Regions from separate parts of the Homo sapiens genome. Here all the other regions are linked to region 2. A link is a loop called in an ENCODE intact Hi-C map of the cell type or tissue named here. Cell type or tissue: IMR-90. All regions are shown on one strand.

Region 1 (5,000 bases), 490 kb before region 2:
ATAAGGCCCAACCTCAGACCCCCTGGAGGAGTGCTTATGTACCCAAAGAAGTGGATTGGTTTGGGCAGTCCCAAGGACCCTGGGTTATGAGTTCTGTCTTTGGGGGTTGAAGGCAGAACTAGGCTGGGTGGGCTTGTTCTCAGGCTCCCCAATGATGAGAGCAGATACCAGCCATGGTGGGTGGGGACAGGGTAATCCTAGGATCAGTTTTTGGGTGAGGGGCCCTGAGGCTGCTTATGGAGAGGGTAGGTCTGGCCTCAGTGGCCACAGCTAGGCTGGTAGGTGGGGAAAATGTGTCTCTTTCACACCCCAGTCCCAGTGGGGCTCACCCCCCAGTCCCGGTGGCAATGGCATATACCTGTCTCACCCCCATCCCTGGCTGCAGGAGCCTCTGCCCAGCTCGCAACCAAGTCTTAGTGGCAACTCATGCCTGCTCATGTCTCAGTCTCTGGCCTGGCAGCACTTGCTTCCCTGCATTGGTAGCTGCTACAGCCAATGCTTTACTCGATTCTCAGCCCCTAGTGCGGGAATGAGCCCAGATCACACCCTAGTCCCAGCAGTGACAGCCTGAGATTTTTTTTTTCCTGAGATGGAGTCTCGCTCTGTTGCCCAGGCTGGAGTGCAGTGGCGCAATCTTGGCTCACTGAAACCTCCACTTCCTGGGTTCAAGCAGTTCTCCTGCCTCAGCCTCCTGAGTAGCTAGGATTATAGGCATGCACCACCATGCCTGGCTAATTTTTGTATTTTTCATAGAGACAGGGTTTCACCATGTTGACCAAGCTGGTCTCTAACTCCTGACCTTGTGATCTGCCCACCTCAGCCTCCCAAAATGCTGAGGTTACAGGTGTGAGCCACCACTCCAGGCCCCTGATTTTTTTTTTTTTAACACCTCAGTCCCAGTGCTGCTAGGCCCCAGAGCAGCATGCCATCTGCCAAAAACCAGGTTTGAAAATGATGTCTTGCTGGGCATGGTGGCTTGTGCCTGTAGTTCCAGCTACTTGGGAGGCAGAGGTAGGAAGATTGCTTGAGTTCAGGAGCTCTGGGCTGTAGTGCACTATGCCAATCAGGTGTCTGCACTAAGTTCAGCATCAATATGGTGACCTCATAGGAGTAGGGGACCACCAGGTTGCCTAAGGAGGGGTGAACCAGCCCAGGTTGGAAATAGAGCAGGTCAAAATTCCCATGCTGATCAGTAGTGGGATTGCACCTATGAATATTGCACTCCAGCCTGTGCAACATAGTGAGACGCTGTCTCTTAAAAAAAAAAAAAAAGAAAGAAAGAAAAGAAAAAGAAAATATTGTCTTGCTATAGCCACTTAGGTATCAGAAAGTGTATAGGACCCAGTACAAGCTCCCTCCCTGGAGCAGTTCTGTTGGAGAGTCTCCTGGCAGCTCCCTATGTTAAGTTTCAGGGCCTGGGAGGGTAGAGGGTCTCTTTCCTGGCTAAGATTGCATGGTTCCATGGTTGGGGATGTGGGCCGCTGGAATTCTCTTACTTACCCTTGCCTTGTGTTGGGAAGCCACTCCCAGCTCCCAGCCTATCCTAGCCAAGCAGGCTACTTGTCTTCCTTCTCCTACCCACTTTTGGTGTTTCCTGTTAGTTCTCTGTTGAATTCCAGTGTTTTACCTTGGACAGTGTATTTGAAGTGTGATTCTCTATGCACTATTTTGGTTCTTCTAAGTGGAAGAGGTGAGCATGAAATGGTGTTTGACCAAAGTCTATATCCCTTTCATTCACAAATGATAACGTATATATGCTCTTTGGCAAACTGCTTTTTTTTTTCTTTTGCTTAACAATATTTCCTGGAAATTAGTTCATTTGATAGAATTTTGCACTATTTCTATAGTGCAAAATTCTGACTCATCTTTGATTTTGTTGAACCAAGATACAAATGTAATTTTCTGATGATTCTAAATTTAGACCAAAATTTCTGACTTAGTTACTTTTGTGTAGAACTGCTGACTCAGTTGTAGTTGAATTTGAAAGGTAAGAATAGGGCTGGGCGTGGTGGCTCACTCCTGTAATCCTGGCACTTTGGGAGGCTAAGACTGGTGCATCACTTGAGGCCAGGAGTTTGAGACCAGCCTGGCCAACATGGGGAAACCTCGTCTCTACTAAAAATAAACAAAAAAAATCCAGGCGTGGTGGCATGTGCCTGTAATCCCAGCTACTTGGGAGGCCGAGGCGGGAGAATTACCTGAACCCAAGAGGCAGAGGTTTCAGTGAGCTGAAATCATACCACTGCACTCCAGCCTGGGTGACGGAGTGAGACTCTGTCTCTTAAAAAAAAAAAAAAGAAAGGTAAGAGTGTTGTTGTTGTTGTTGTTGTTTTTTACATATTTGTCCTTGAGTATTTTAATTACCAGAAGCAGGGAATAAGTAATAGCCTTTCTTTTCTTGCTTATGCAGCAGGAGGCAGCAGAGGAATAATTTTCATAATTATTTGAATGTGTATTTGTGGATGAATGAGTGAGCAAGAGAGAGATTCTTTTTATTTGCTAAAATGATCACTTTTCAAATTCTTTATTGTACTCTATGTGAAACCACATTTGATGATCACCTGACATTTGGAAAATTCCTCACTTCTCTCTTTCAAATCTATTTAAGCAGTCATTCAGTGTGATGTAACAGAGATTGCTTAAAAAAATCTTGACTTTGCATATCATACTTTTAAGGGTGTTCCATTCTATTATAATATATTACTATTGCTTTCAGGGATGTTTAAAATAACAATGTCAGTGATGAAGAAAATTTTGAATTAAGAATAAAAGGATTACATATCAGTCTTCATCAGAGGACCTGGTTTTAAACAATGTAAAGCATTTTTAATTTTTACTTTTTGTGAGATATAGATTCTTCGTGAATTCCAGAGGTTCTAAAAAACTCATAATGTGGTGCAGTTCTAATACTCTACCCTTGTCATTTTGTTTTTTAAAAATGTTAAACATACAAATCTGGCTAATGACATTTTTTGCTAAATATAGGAAGTAGAGGACCAGTGGAGAATTTAATCCTGGTTTATTGCGTAGCATGTGAAATAATCATGCATATCAAAGTAGTGATTCATTTTGAAAATTGGCAGTTTGCTTTATTTATGTCAGTCACAAATAAGGATATGTCTTTTTCATTCCTAATGGTAAAAGTTTAAGCTCTCTGAAGTGGACAGCTAATATACTTGTCATAGTTGATTTATGCGTAATTTGTAATGCTTTTCCACTGACACAATTGAAAATATAAATATGGCAAAATCTTTTGTCTACTTTTTATGTTTTCTTTTATAATCTTTGTGGAGGAGTTAACAGGATAAAACATCTAATTTGTTAGCATGTCAGATATTTAAGTTAGGAAGTCATGTGTAAGTCCTTTGATTACGTTTTTAAAATTTATTTGTGGAAAGGCCACCAGACCCCAATCCTACCATTTCAGAGTTTATGGATTCTTAAAGACCATTCTTCTTGTAATGAAAACCGTAGTTGAGCATGAAACTGCCTGAGTGGCACCAGTAGATTATAAAAAGGGGTAGAAGTGTCTCGGCAAAGCTTTTAGCTGTTTGTCTGAAATACACTCATGCAAACATTCCCACCCATCACCATCACTGTTCACGGAAAATAAGCTCTATCCTGATAGCCTGTAGAGTTAAACAGATTAATAGAAATGACGTTCTGCTTCTCTCTCTCTCTTTTTCTCAGTTGATTCGATGTCATCAGTCCCGTGGTGGAGCCTGTGGAGACAACATTCAGTCTTATACTGCCACAGTCATTAGTGCTGCTAAAGTGAGTACCTCCGAAATCTTGGAGAGTTGTGGTTATGTGTAGTAATTGTTCAGATTTCTCTCCTGAATTATATTTTCTATTGTAATGATTGTAGTGCTTGTACTTATCCAATTTTAAAGATTTTAAGTCTGTTAACTAGCTTCAAGACTGTTACCTAATTAATACCACATTTGGAAGAAGCTTTCCATGTTTTAAACAGTGACTTCTGGATTCTCTGTGATTTGCATCGTTCTGCCTACACTGACATCCCTTTGCATCTTTGAACATTTCAGAGTCTTCTTCTCATGAAAAGAATATTATTCCCTATGAAAACTTGAGTCAGTCCCTCGTCACATTCAAAGATTCTTTTATATCAAGGGGCTGCCCCTTCATGTTTGTCAAGTGAGCTCTTTTTTTCATGTGTGTGAGGGTTAATTTTGATGATGTCTGGTAAACTTTATGCTGATTATAAGGTATTCTTGTAACCACTATCCTTTAGAATTGTGAAGTATACAACAAAACAATTCTAATAATAGGAATGACAGAGTGAATCTAAAAGACAACATATAATAGAAAGCACAACCATTCAGAAAAGAACAACAGTTTAAAGCAAACCACAGAGTGGGAATCAAAGGTCACACTGTTTTATGTAAAACAAATACAAAAATACTTCATATTTGATCACAGACGCTTACATGATGCGCTTCAGAATGTGTTCCTTGGTTTGATGAGAGAAGCATTACATATTTTTCACCCAAAAGGGAATTAACCATTAGGTCTTTATGCCTATAGCACTATGAGTTTTTAGATTTCAGAAATCTTTTTTCTTTTCTTAAGACAGGGTCTCGCTCTGTTGCTCAGGCAGGAGTGAACACCCACCTCAGCCTTCCAAGTAGCTGGGACTACGGGCGCATGCCGCCACGCCTGGTTTGTAGAGACAGGGTTTTGCCATGTTACGCAGGCTGGTCTTGAACTTCTGAGCTTAAGCAATCCACCCACCTCAGCCTCCCAAAGTGCTGGGGTTACAGGTGTGCATCACCGCACCCAGCAATTGCAGAAATCTTAATAAAGATTGCTTACTTTTCTCCATTGTGTATAGAAAAATTATGATGGTTATTTCAATGAAGAGCTGAGAGAGAGTATTTAGAAAACATCTTCAGTATTAGTCTACTCATTTATCCACAAAATACAACGAGATCTTTTTCTCAAGTATTAGACTCCTTTTAGACTTGTCTATCTCATACACA
Region 2 (5,000 bases):
CCCAGGGGACCACATCCCTGGAGAGTGCAAGGTCACAATGAGGTGACTGGGTCTAGCCACTTGCCTGGAAGCCACTCCTCCTCTCCTGCCCTACTTTGGGGCCTGGAGAACAAGCTCTTTTAAAGCTTCTCCCACTGACCAGAATCTCCACACCTCTAAGGGGGGAGGTGGCTGGGGACACTTCCCTCATTTCCTGCCACAGAGCCCCCAGCACTCTCTTTCGGGCCCTGGCAGGTTCCTGATGGACTTCCCCAACAGGTCCACCTCAACCGCAGGACAGCTGCTCAGACCTGGAGGTCTTGGGAGTGGGGGAGGAGGGCAGCAGCCAGGAGTTGGGCCACTGAGTCAGAAGGTCCAAGGGCATCCCTGAAAACTGCAGTCTGTTTCCCTGTCCTCCTCCAGCAACCCACCTGCATGGGGTCCCATCTGGCACTGCATGGGCCGTAGGTCCCCAGCCCTCCCACTTCCTAAAACTGTTCTTCATGTTGAACCTGTGACTCCTCTCCCCCTCCCCCACTCTGAACGGGGTCTTGGCCCCCTCTGTCACAGCAGATCCATCTCTGGGACCCCCAAGACAGATTGGTCCCCAGCCCCTACACATGCATGTCACTGTCCTCCTTGACTGCAAACTCCCCCTCCTCACGGTGTGCCCCTGCGCCTCCTGACACCTCTCCACCTGCTTGCAGAGATCAGTGTACTTCTCAATCGTTGTCCATATCTTTTCCAAAAAGATTCCTCAATGCTTTTCTTTTCAAAAGGGAAAAAAAAAGGAAAAAAAAAACAATGCCAACAGCCCAGCGTCCGTGAGCAACCCAACAGTAACAAAGCATGCGTTCGGGATGGAGGAAGGTAAGGCCACACGTTTCCATTTGCCGCTTGCTCGTAGGGCTGGGCGGCCGGGATGACTTGGAGGGGGGAATCTGAGCAGCCCTCCTCCCCTCCACTTCCCACACACACCCCTGCCTGCAGGGGGAGGAGCAGAAGGGGTCTGAGAGGAGGCGTGGAGAAAAGCGCCCACAAAGCTGCCCCGGGGCCAGCAGGCCCCCGATTCTTTCAGTTAGTCTGTGTTGAAGAATGGGCCCCCACCTCCCCTTACCACATCATTCATTCATTCATTCATTCATTCATTCATTCATTCATTCATGCTAGAAATGTTTAGGGCACCCATGATTTTCCAGGCCACTAGGGATACAGAGTTAAGGCACAGAACCCCCCCGAGGGGGTCTCCCCTAGATGAGACACATGGGACGATGAGGGGGCCTGGGCTAGGAGTCAGCACAGCGCAGGGTAGGGTCTGGCAGGCTCTGCTCGGGGGACAGGACGGGCTCACAGAGGAGTGGACACTCGTGCTAAGCTTTGGAAGATGAGTAGGTGTTCTGGGGCTTTGTAGAGCAAGTTACATGAACACAGGCCCAGAGGCCTAGAACCACCTGGATGGGTCCAAACACCACACAGCTTCATCACTTTTGTGTCTCAGACATAATAACGGGTATCACTAGTGAGGGGTTGGCGGCAGGTCATGGAGGGCCATTTCACAGTGCTGGGGAGTTCAGACCTTGCCCTGGGAACTGTTAGGAGTGGCTGAAGGCTTTTACGCAGAGGAAAAGCAAGATGAGGGCTGTGCTGTACATAGCCCACTCTGGCTTTGGCACAGGGTGGGTGACCTGGAGTCAGGAGACTGAGGCGCACAGGGCAGGCTTAGCCAGGGCAGAGGCAGAGGAGGGAGAAGTTCAGCAGAGCCTTGGTTACCTTACCCTGGGATGCGGGGGCGAGGGAGAACGCTGCCCCCATCCTTCTTACCCGGGTCTAACTGGCAAAGGGAAAATGCGAGCAAGGCGCTCAGGTTGTCCCTGGCCCCCAAGAACAGGACATTCATCTTGTAAGCCCCTGGGTGGCTTTCCCTGCACTGTGGTGTGATGGGCTGGGGTGCATCCACGAAGACTCATTGGTGGGACCACCGAGGCTGCTGGGGTATTTGCTGGGGGCCTATGCCAAGGGACGGTGGGGGTGCCATGCCTGGGCCCGGGCTCCCGTTTCCTGGCTTCCTTGGCAGTGTGGATGTGGAGGCATTTTGCATCAAGGCCGTTAAAGCTGCCCCTGAGCTGTAAAAAGGGGCCAGCCTTCCCCATCCTGGTGGCCCTGCCTGCTCCTTCCTCGGGGGCTTTCTTCCTTAGGCCTGGCGGCCCGATCCTAAGGAAGCCCCTGCTTTTCTTGCGCCTGCCGGTGCTCTTCTCCCGCCCGCCTGGCCCTGCTGTCAGCGCCCCCTAGTGCCGGGCCGGCCGCGCATGAGGGCGGTGGGACAGATCGCCCACAACTCCTCGGCTTGCTTTTGGGGAAATAAGGCAACAGAGGGGTCTCTTGGAGTCTGGAGCTTCCATGTAAAATCCCCAGGGTCTACTCTTGGCTTTACCACCCTCTCCATCTCATGGCACGATGGCCTGTCCCCCCAGATTAGGGTGATACTGAAGGAGGAGCAGGAGAAAAAGATCCTATCTGCCTTGTTTTCTATCCATATCCAGATAGCTCTTGACTTTCCCAGGCAGCCAATGTCCCCTGGAGGTCAGGGACCATAGTCAGGCCCTCGGTCCCTGTCCACAGTCCCATCCCCCTACTTTCCCCAATTTGCCAAGAAGCCCTGGTGTCCCAGTGAACTGTCCCACCGAGACCCCGGCGACAGACTCGGCTGATGGATCCCAAGGGCCCCTCCCCTCCCCAGGCCCAGGTGCCCGCCTCCTCCCCACTCCACTCTGTGGCTGCTGCAGGCCTGCAGGGAGTCGGGGTCAGTGGTTCGTTGCTGGCTGGCTGGTGTTGGCCAGCCCAGGAGTGAAGGCCATGACCCCTTCATTCCCTAACCAGAGCCGGCTGTACTGCGCGTGTGGTGGCAGGGGGCCTGGGAGCGGTTGCAGGATGAAGACCAAGGTCTCAAGCCAGACCAGACGAGTGCAACGTTTTTGCACATCTTGCTGTTTCAAGTGACTGCTTTGAGGTCCTGCACTCCTGGGTGGACAGGCCAGACTCCTTCAGTCACAGGCAGGCATCCCTTGGAGAAGGAAAGGTTGCAGGTCTACATATCTTGGCTTGGGGCAGGCTCCAGAGACTGCCCGGTGTGTGTGTGCCCATATGTCAGAGCCCCCGGGGGAGACTGAAAGGGAATCGGAACTGACCACCTTCAAAAAGCCAAGAAGTAATTGGTTCTTCCTTGCACTCAGCAAGCAGGGAATTCCATTCCCAACCCACCTACCCCAGGACCTGACTTGGGTCAAGAGATGGTAGGACAATTGAGCGGCCCACAGCTGAATTAGATGGATCAAGCTGCCATATCTGAGGTGGCAACATGGATGTGCAGGGCCAGGGAGGCAGAGGAGGAGGAGGGCGGGACTCCCTGCCTGCCCTTCAGGTTGATGCTGAGGGGCCTCCAGGAGACTTGGGGCCTAAGAGGAAAGGAGAAAGGAGGCACTTCAGGCAGACAGGGACCCTCTCTTCATTGGAGCAGGCCCCTCTCAAACCAGGCATCCCCTCCCAGGGAAACAGGACACTTGGCAGGAGGTGCCAAAGATGAGCCAAGACCTGGCCAGCAGATGGACTGTGTGGGTGAGCATGAGTGAATGAGTGAGTGGCAAAGCCAGGCAGAAGCTCTAGGCACAGGCAGGGCAGGAGAGAGGTGGGGACAGATCAGGCAGGGATGCTGCAAGCCCTCCCGTGTCCTAGCTTCTCCCCGCCTGCCTCCCCTGTAGAGCCGGGACAGAAGGCACTGTGGAGTTGGGGGCATGCTGGCTGAGCATGAGTGTGTGCAGGCGTGGGTACGGGCTCATGAAGAGCTGTGTAGTCCACACACATCGTCAGGGTGGCCGTGCTTCGGGCCTAAAGGGCTTCCCGCAGCAGGGAGACGGTGCTCTCACACCAGAGTCTGCCAGCCAGGGGGCTTTCCCTCCCCTGGCTGAGCCTTCCTGTGACCTGAGCTGCCCCCTGCCCATCCAGGGAGCAGGCGGGGATCCCCCTGCGGAAGGACACAAGTGAACCCAGAATGGTGCCTCAAGGCAGGCAGCCTGGCCCAGATGGTGCCCCCACTCCCCAGACCCAACTCTAACCAGGCCTGGCCCTCTCCTGTGTCTTGCAGAACTTCAGCGAGAGGGAAGCATCGAGACTCTGAGTAACAGCTCAGGCTCCACCAGCGGCAGCATACCAAGAAACTTTGATGGCTACCGATCTCCGCTGCCCACCAATGAGAGCCAGCCCCTCAGCCTCTTCCCGACTGGCTTCCCGTAGGTACCAGCAACCTGCTTCTGACTGGCCAGCCCCCTCCCCTGCTGGAGGAGGGGAGAAGCCCCGCTCTGGTCCTACCCTTCAGTCTCTGCTCTTCCTTCATCAACCACCTTCCCCAAGCTTAGTGACAGCAGCCGCCCATCCTACCTGGATGGAGAAGAGACCCTTCTCCAAGCACCTCAGCGCACTTGCCCTCTGCCACACCTGTCGGTGGAGGCTGTGGCCAGGAGAGACTGTAGAAGCTCGGTCCCTGTGTATGTTTGCATATGACATCCTGCATTGGATCCGCTTTTGTATTTTTTAACCATACCCACGGTGGGGCGGGTGGGGGGAGCCTGGAACAGTGACCAGATCTGGGGGCCTGAGTGGGGACAGAGTTGATCGTCCACCTGGCCATTTTGACCCTGAGTGGACAGTCACAGCCTCAGCTCATGTCTGGCTGTGACACACACTGCCCCCAGCTTCCCTTGGTCAGCCCCACTCCAGCACGGGGTGAACGGAGGCCCAGAGTACTAGGGAAGGAGGAAGGGAGGACATGCCTCTTCTTCCTCCTTTCTTTCCCCATCTGTTCATGGGAAGAGTTTGTCTTTCTTATCTTTAAGCCCCTTTACCCTGGTCCTGTACTGATCAGTGAAGGAAACCGTGGTTACTGAGGCCCTGTTGAAAAGTGCACGTCTTGTCCAATAAATCACGCTGCAGTTGGTGTCCATCCCTGAGTTGCTGGGGTAAGGGTCCTC
Region 3 (5,000 bases), 420 kb before region 2:
TTCTGAAAACCAAAGTAAGGAGGAAATCTTGAAAGTAGGCAGACAAAAGTAATGCATTGCACACACAGAAAGTACATTTTAACACACTATTGACTTCTCACTGGAAACCATGGAAGTCAGAAGACAGTGGAATAACATGTCTGAAGGACTCAAAGAATAAAATATTGGCCACCTGAAGTTTTCCATCAAACAACAATATCTCTCAAGGATGAAGGAGCAGTAAAGGCGAGACATCCACACTGTAAATTATGCTAATGGCACATAATACCAGAAGCAAACTTGCAGCTTTAGGAAATAGTGAAGAATATGGTCATTTCTTGTTGAATAGAAAGGATGATTTTTCCCTTTTAAAAATTTGTGTCTAATATATGGGAATGATTGAATTATTTTGTTGGTATTGTATTATATGTACATGTAATACATATGACAACTATAGCACAAAGATGGAGGGTGCTAGGGTGGAGGCAGGTATATGGAGCTGTACTATTGCAAGGTTCAACATTGCTATACATAAAAAATCAATGCTTCAATGAAAATGGCATACTAAAAAATGTTCAGTTAATACAAAAGACAGGAAAGGAAAGGCAGAAGCACAAGAAAAAGAGGGATAAACAGAAAACAGATATTAAATGGTATATCAAAATTCAACCATATAGAAATTAAATATTAATGTACTCCAATATAAAGGAAGAAATTGCCTATAAGGTAGTGTTGAATATAGAGACATTAATATGATAGTAAATGTATATTAAAAGATACATCATCCAAATAAGAAACATAAGAATATTGGAAATTCAACTATATTAGTATCAACTAAAATAGAATTTAAGACAAAGCCTATTACCAGAGATATTTTGTACTGTTCAAAAGTCAAATTATCAGGAAAATTTAAATGTATGCACGTAGACTCAGTTTTAAATGCACATAATTTAAATGCATCTTGACATTTTGGGCTGTATGATAAAAAATAAAATAAATGTATGCATCTAAAACTGAGTTTTAAAATACATTAAATAAAATCAGAATTAATAGGATGAATAATTCTACAATCAGCATTGTTGATTTTAATACCACTTTCTTGATGTTGATAGAATAGAGAAAAAAGACATAAATTATTAGAGTAACACTACTAGCTACATTGGCCTATTAGATAACCAAACCCAACAACTGCAGAATACATATTATTTTCAATTATGACATCATGCCTAGTTTGAATGGATATGAAACAGTGGATAATAGATGATACTTAAGTCAGAGGCAAAACATTTATTATGGATGGATTTGGATGGCAATCACAGTGCAGTGCAGGGTACTGTAGGCTTGATAAGCAGCTTGATTCCAGTCATTTCCATCAGTGAATAGAACCTTACCTTGGCTGTGAGTGATCCAGATTGTTCAATTAGCAACTATGATTTGTTTGCAGAACTCATGGCCCCAAAGAGGTGCATCTGTAGTCTGCGAGTGTTTAGTCTTCCTTGTGGCAGATGAGACCACTGGCCAGGCCATTGCCAACTGAGGAAAAGTCAGTAAAAATGAAACTTCTAGAGGGTTTTCAGAATTAGGAGGCGGCGAACTTTTTCTTTAAAGGACCAGATAATAAGTATCTTTGACTCTGCATTCCATATTGTCTCTATACTCAGTTCTCCTGCTGTCATACAAAAGCTTCCATAGGCAGTACATAAATGAATGGGCACAGTTGGCCCACCGACATAGTTTTTACCTAACCCTGAATTAAAGCTGGGGTGATGGCTTTGCATTATTCTATCATGCTGGTTGCTCCTTATTTCAATCAGCCTTCCAGAGTTGTTGGGGTTATACAGCTATCAAGGCCCAGTGGGCATCATCAGGTTTCATCTTAGCTGAGCCATCAGTCAATCAGGCCCAGGTATTTAAAGGAAGCTCTGTGAATCCAGTGCCTCTTGAGCCAGTGGCATGCTTCTGACAGTGGAATAAAAGATAAAGTGGCTGTAATACCCAAGGTTCTGCTCAACCAGACTGGCTGTACTCTGGAATATACCATTTCCATTTGAATAGCGGTCCCTGTTGGTTGGGCTCTTCCCACCTTGTTCATTTTCAAATTTTAGTTGACCCATCCCCAAGTAGGTCTAGAAAGTCACAAGGCCTCCATGGGTCAGTTGTTCAATTACAATTAGAACTTTGTAGCTGGTTAATAGCAGCCTTCTAAAAAAGGGAGTGTACTTGGTGGCTGCATCAGGCAGGTGGCGATGTTGTACTGAGATAACACCTCTGAGTACTTCAGCAGCCATTAAGTCTTTACCTAAACATTTTACTCTTGGAATCCTACGTTGTTTCTGGCATATAATATGGGAAGGAACTGGAAGTCTAGTAGGTGGTCTGTTGTGCAGTTGTCCCACTATCACCTTGGTGTACATGTTCGATGATATCCTCTGGCACAAGCATTTAAGTACAGTCATGTAAGCCATTAATACCAGTTATATATTCACCAACATAAGTCAAAATGATAGTACATTGAATCGGACTAAAGGGTCCCACCATTTTATATCCCATTCCAGTGTATTTTTCCTCCATGAAAAGCATGGACTAGCGTTTTTAATGTGCACATGCCAGTTGCTCCAGTGACAATTGCCCTTCAGTAATGTTATCCCCTGTGCATGGCAGGGGAAGCTACCCTTTGCATAAGGTGGGACAGCTAGGATGTTGGGCTTTTATCTCACTTGGCCTTTTTTTTTTTTTTTTTTTTTTGAGACAGGGTCTTGCTCTGTCACGTAGGCTAGAGTGTAGTAGTGCAATCATTGCTCACTGCAGCCTTGAACTCCTGGGCTCAAGAGATCCTCCACCTCAGCCTCCCAAGTAGCTGGGACTACATACAGTTGCATACCACCATGCCCAGCTAATTTTTATAAAAATTTTTTAGAGAGGCTGTTGCTATGTTGCCCAGGCTGGTCTTGAATCCATGGCCTCAAGAGATCCTCCCACTTTGGCCTCCCAAAGCTCTGAGATTGCAGGCATGGGTCACTGTGTCCAGCCCGAAAGTGCACGTGTTTTTATCAGTTCTGAAGGATAAAAAATGTTGAAGTACATGGCTGGGAATGTTTCTAGAACTTGTATTTTAATTCCCTTTTTTATATTTCTATATGTTTTCATTAAACATAACCTCATCAAATGGCTTGGACTTTGGCAAGGTAGTTATTGCTATATGCAGTTATCTTTATGATAACTCTCTTCGTCTTGAGACTTTTTATCCGAGCATTGCTCTTGGGTTTTCTTTCTTTTCCAGTAGGGTTAGAAAGGGCGTTGTTATTGGAATCATTAGGCATACTTTTGGCCATAGAAAGAAAACCACATTTAACAATGGTTTTTTAAAATCAGTGTTTATTTTTTATCACGTTATAAAATGTTTGCTGCTGGTCTTGGCTGAATGATGTCTATGTGACTTTTTTTGCTCTTTCCCTCATGATTCCTTTATAAATGTCACTTCCCTGGGCATCATTTCAGACTTCAAGGCAATAAGAAGGGGAGAAAGGGCACCATCAGTGATGTTAATTTCCTTTATCAGGAAAGCAGATACTGTTCCAGAATCCTGCAATAGCCACCTGCCTTTGAGTGATCATAACTATGTCACCACTTGTTGTAAAAGAGGCTAGGCAATCACAGATTAAGTATCTGTGGTGGCATCCAGTGAAGGAGTGAATGTTGGAGATGGATGTTGGATTTGCCTCTCAGTAGTTAAATCTATATAATCATCACCACAATCAAGATATAGAATAGTTTTCTTATCTCAGAAACAACTTTCCTCCTGCCCTTTTTCGTCAGTGCTCTCTGCCCTGCTGCTGCCCTAGACATTGCTATTACCTTATTATTAATATATATATATATATATATATGTATGAAGGAGTCTTGCTCTGTCCCCCAGGCTGGAGGTCAGTGGTGTAATCTCAGCTCACTGCAACCTCCACCTCCCAGGTTCAAGCGATTCTCCTGCCTCAGCCTCCTGAGTGGCTGGGATTACAGGCGCATGCACCACACCCGGCTAATTTTTGTGTTTTTGGTAGATACAGGGTCTCACCATGTTGGCCAGGCTGGTCTTGAACCCCTGACCTCAAGTGATCCACCTGCCTCGGCCTCCCATAGTGCTAGGATTATAGGCGTGAGCCACCACACCCTGCCTAAAAATATTTTTTCTGTAATTTCTAAGGTTTGATATGGGGTTGGAGGGAATGCTGTTGCTGGTCACTTTATTTTCTAACTTGGTATTGCTGATCAGTACCAGAGTTATTATTTAAGTATTCTAAAAATGCATATTTCTTGGTCATCCCCCCTCCTACCCAAATAACTGCTGAATCATAATTCTGAAGATGTGACCACAGGATCTGCATTTTGTACAGATCATCTAAGTGCTTCTTATCACACTAAAGTTTAACAATCTCTGCTTCAGGTTTTTTTAGGATGTTAAATAATCCCAAAATGTTATCATTCTTATTAATTGAGGTTGTTATTGAGTTTTTGGTGGTGAATTCACAGCCTTATAAGATGCTGATTTCTACATCTTAGATGCTGAAATGTAGTAACATTTAATTCTAGTACCCAATCCTCTTGTTTCATATGTACTTTGACTTCAACCCATTTTGTGAATTAATTTTTTTAAGTTTTGATAAAATGTTGAACATAGATGAAAACACTCTTTAGAAATTTTATGTTCCATGTGAGTATATCTACTATATTAGATATTGGTTTCCCCAAATATTACAGTTTTGAATTCTCAAATCGATGAAATATTTAAAAATGAATAACTCAGATTACATAAAGTATTTGTATAAATCGGAATTACTGGACTATGACTACAGTACGTTTTAAAGAACAAATATCTTAGCATTTTAGAGGCCTAATTGGTTTCTGATTAGCCAAATTTTATATCATTATAATGAGAAATGTGAGATATTATAAATATGCTAAATAATACAGGAAACATTTAATGAATGGTAAATTACATAACCTAACATAAATTTGCAAAACATTTA

What was found. A loop is a pair of places that touch in the nucleus more often than their neighbours do. Peaks named below come from ENCODE experiments on the same cell type or tissue, not always from the same donor. Only the 100,000 strongest peaks of a DNase experiment are listed, where the experiment ranks them.
Region 1: a loop joins it to region 2, with 2.3 times the contacts of the local background. A loop is called at or near these places in 4 of 110 quality-filtered maps.
Region 3: a loop joins it to region 2, with 7 times the contacts of the local background. A loop is called at or near these places in 15 of 110 quality-filtered maps.

The regions. Positions count from the first base shown.
Region 1 is chr17:60,898,930-60,903,929 of GRCh38, forward strand. It overlaps BCAS3 (BCAS3 microtubule associated cell migration factor), which reads left to right. Exons shown (of 24, transcript NM_017679.5): 11 at 3,691-3,774. It also overlaps the pseudogene RN7SL448P. Among named protein-coding and RNA genes, the nearest start is that of BCAS3, 220 kb to the left of the region's middle. In IMR-90, a CTCF peak has its summit at 2,413 (motif pointing right); a DNase peak (open chromatin) is centred at 3,062; H3K4me3 peaks cover 268 bases.
Region 2 is chr17:61,387,860-61,392,859 of GRCh38, forward strand. BCAS3 (BCAS3 microtubule associated cell migration factor) reads left to right here. Exons shown (of 24, transcript NM_017679.5): 24 at 4,118-4,972. The coding sequence ends at 4,266. Among named protein-coding and RNA genes, the nearest start is that of TBX2-AS1, 9.2 kb to the right of the region's middle. In IMR-90, a CTCF peak has its summit at 2,268 (motif pointing left); no DNase peak of the experiment used is centred here; H3K27ac peaks cover 135 bases.
Region 3 is chr17:60,969,743-60,974,742 of GRCh38, forward strand. All of the region lies in intron 14 of BCAS3 (BCAS3 microtubule associated cell migration factor), which reads left to right. Among named protein-coding and RNA genes, the nearest start is that of BCAS3-AS1, 160 kb to the right of the region's middle. In IMR-90, a CTCF peak has its summit at 2,227; a DNase peak (open chromatin) is centred at 2,229.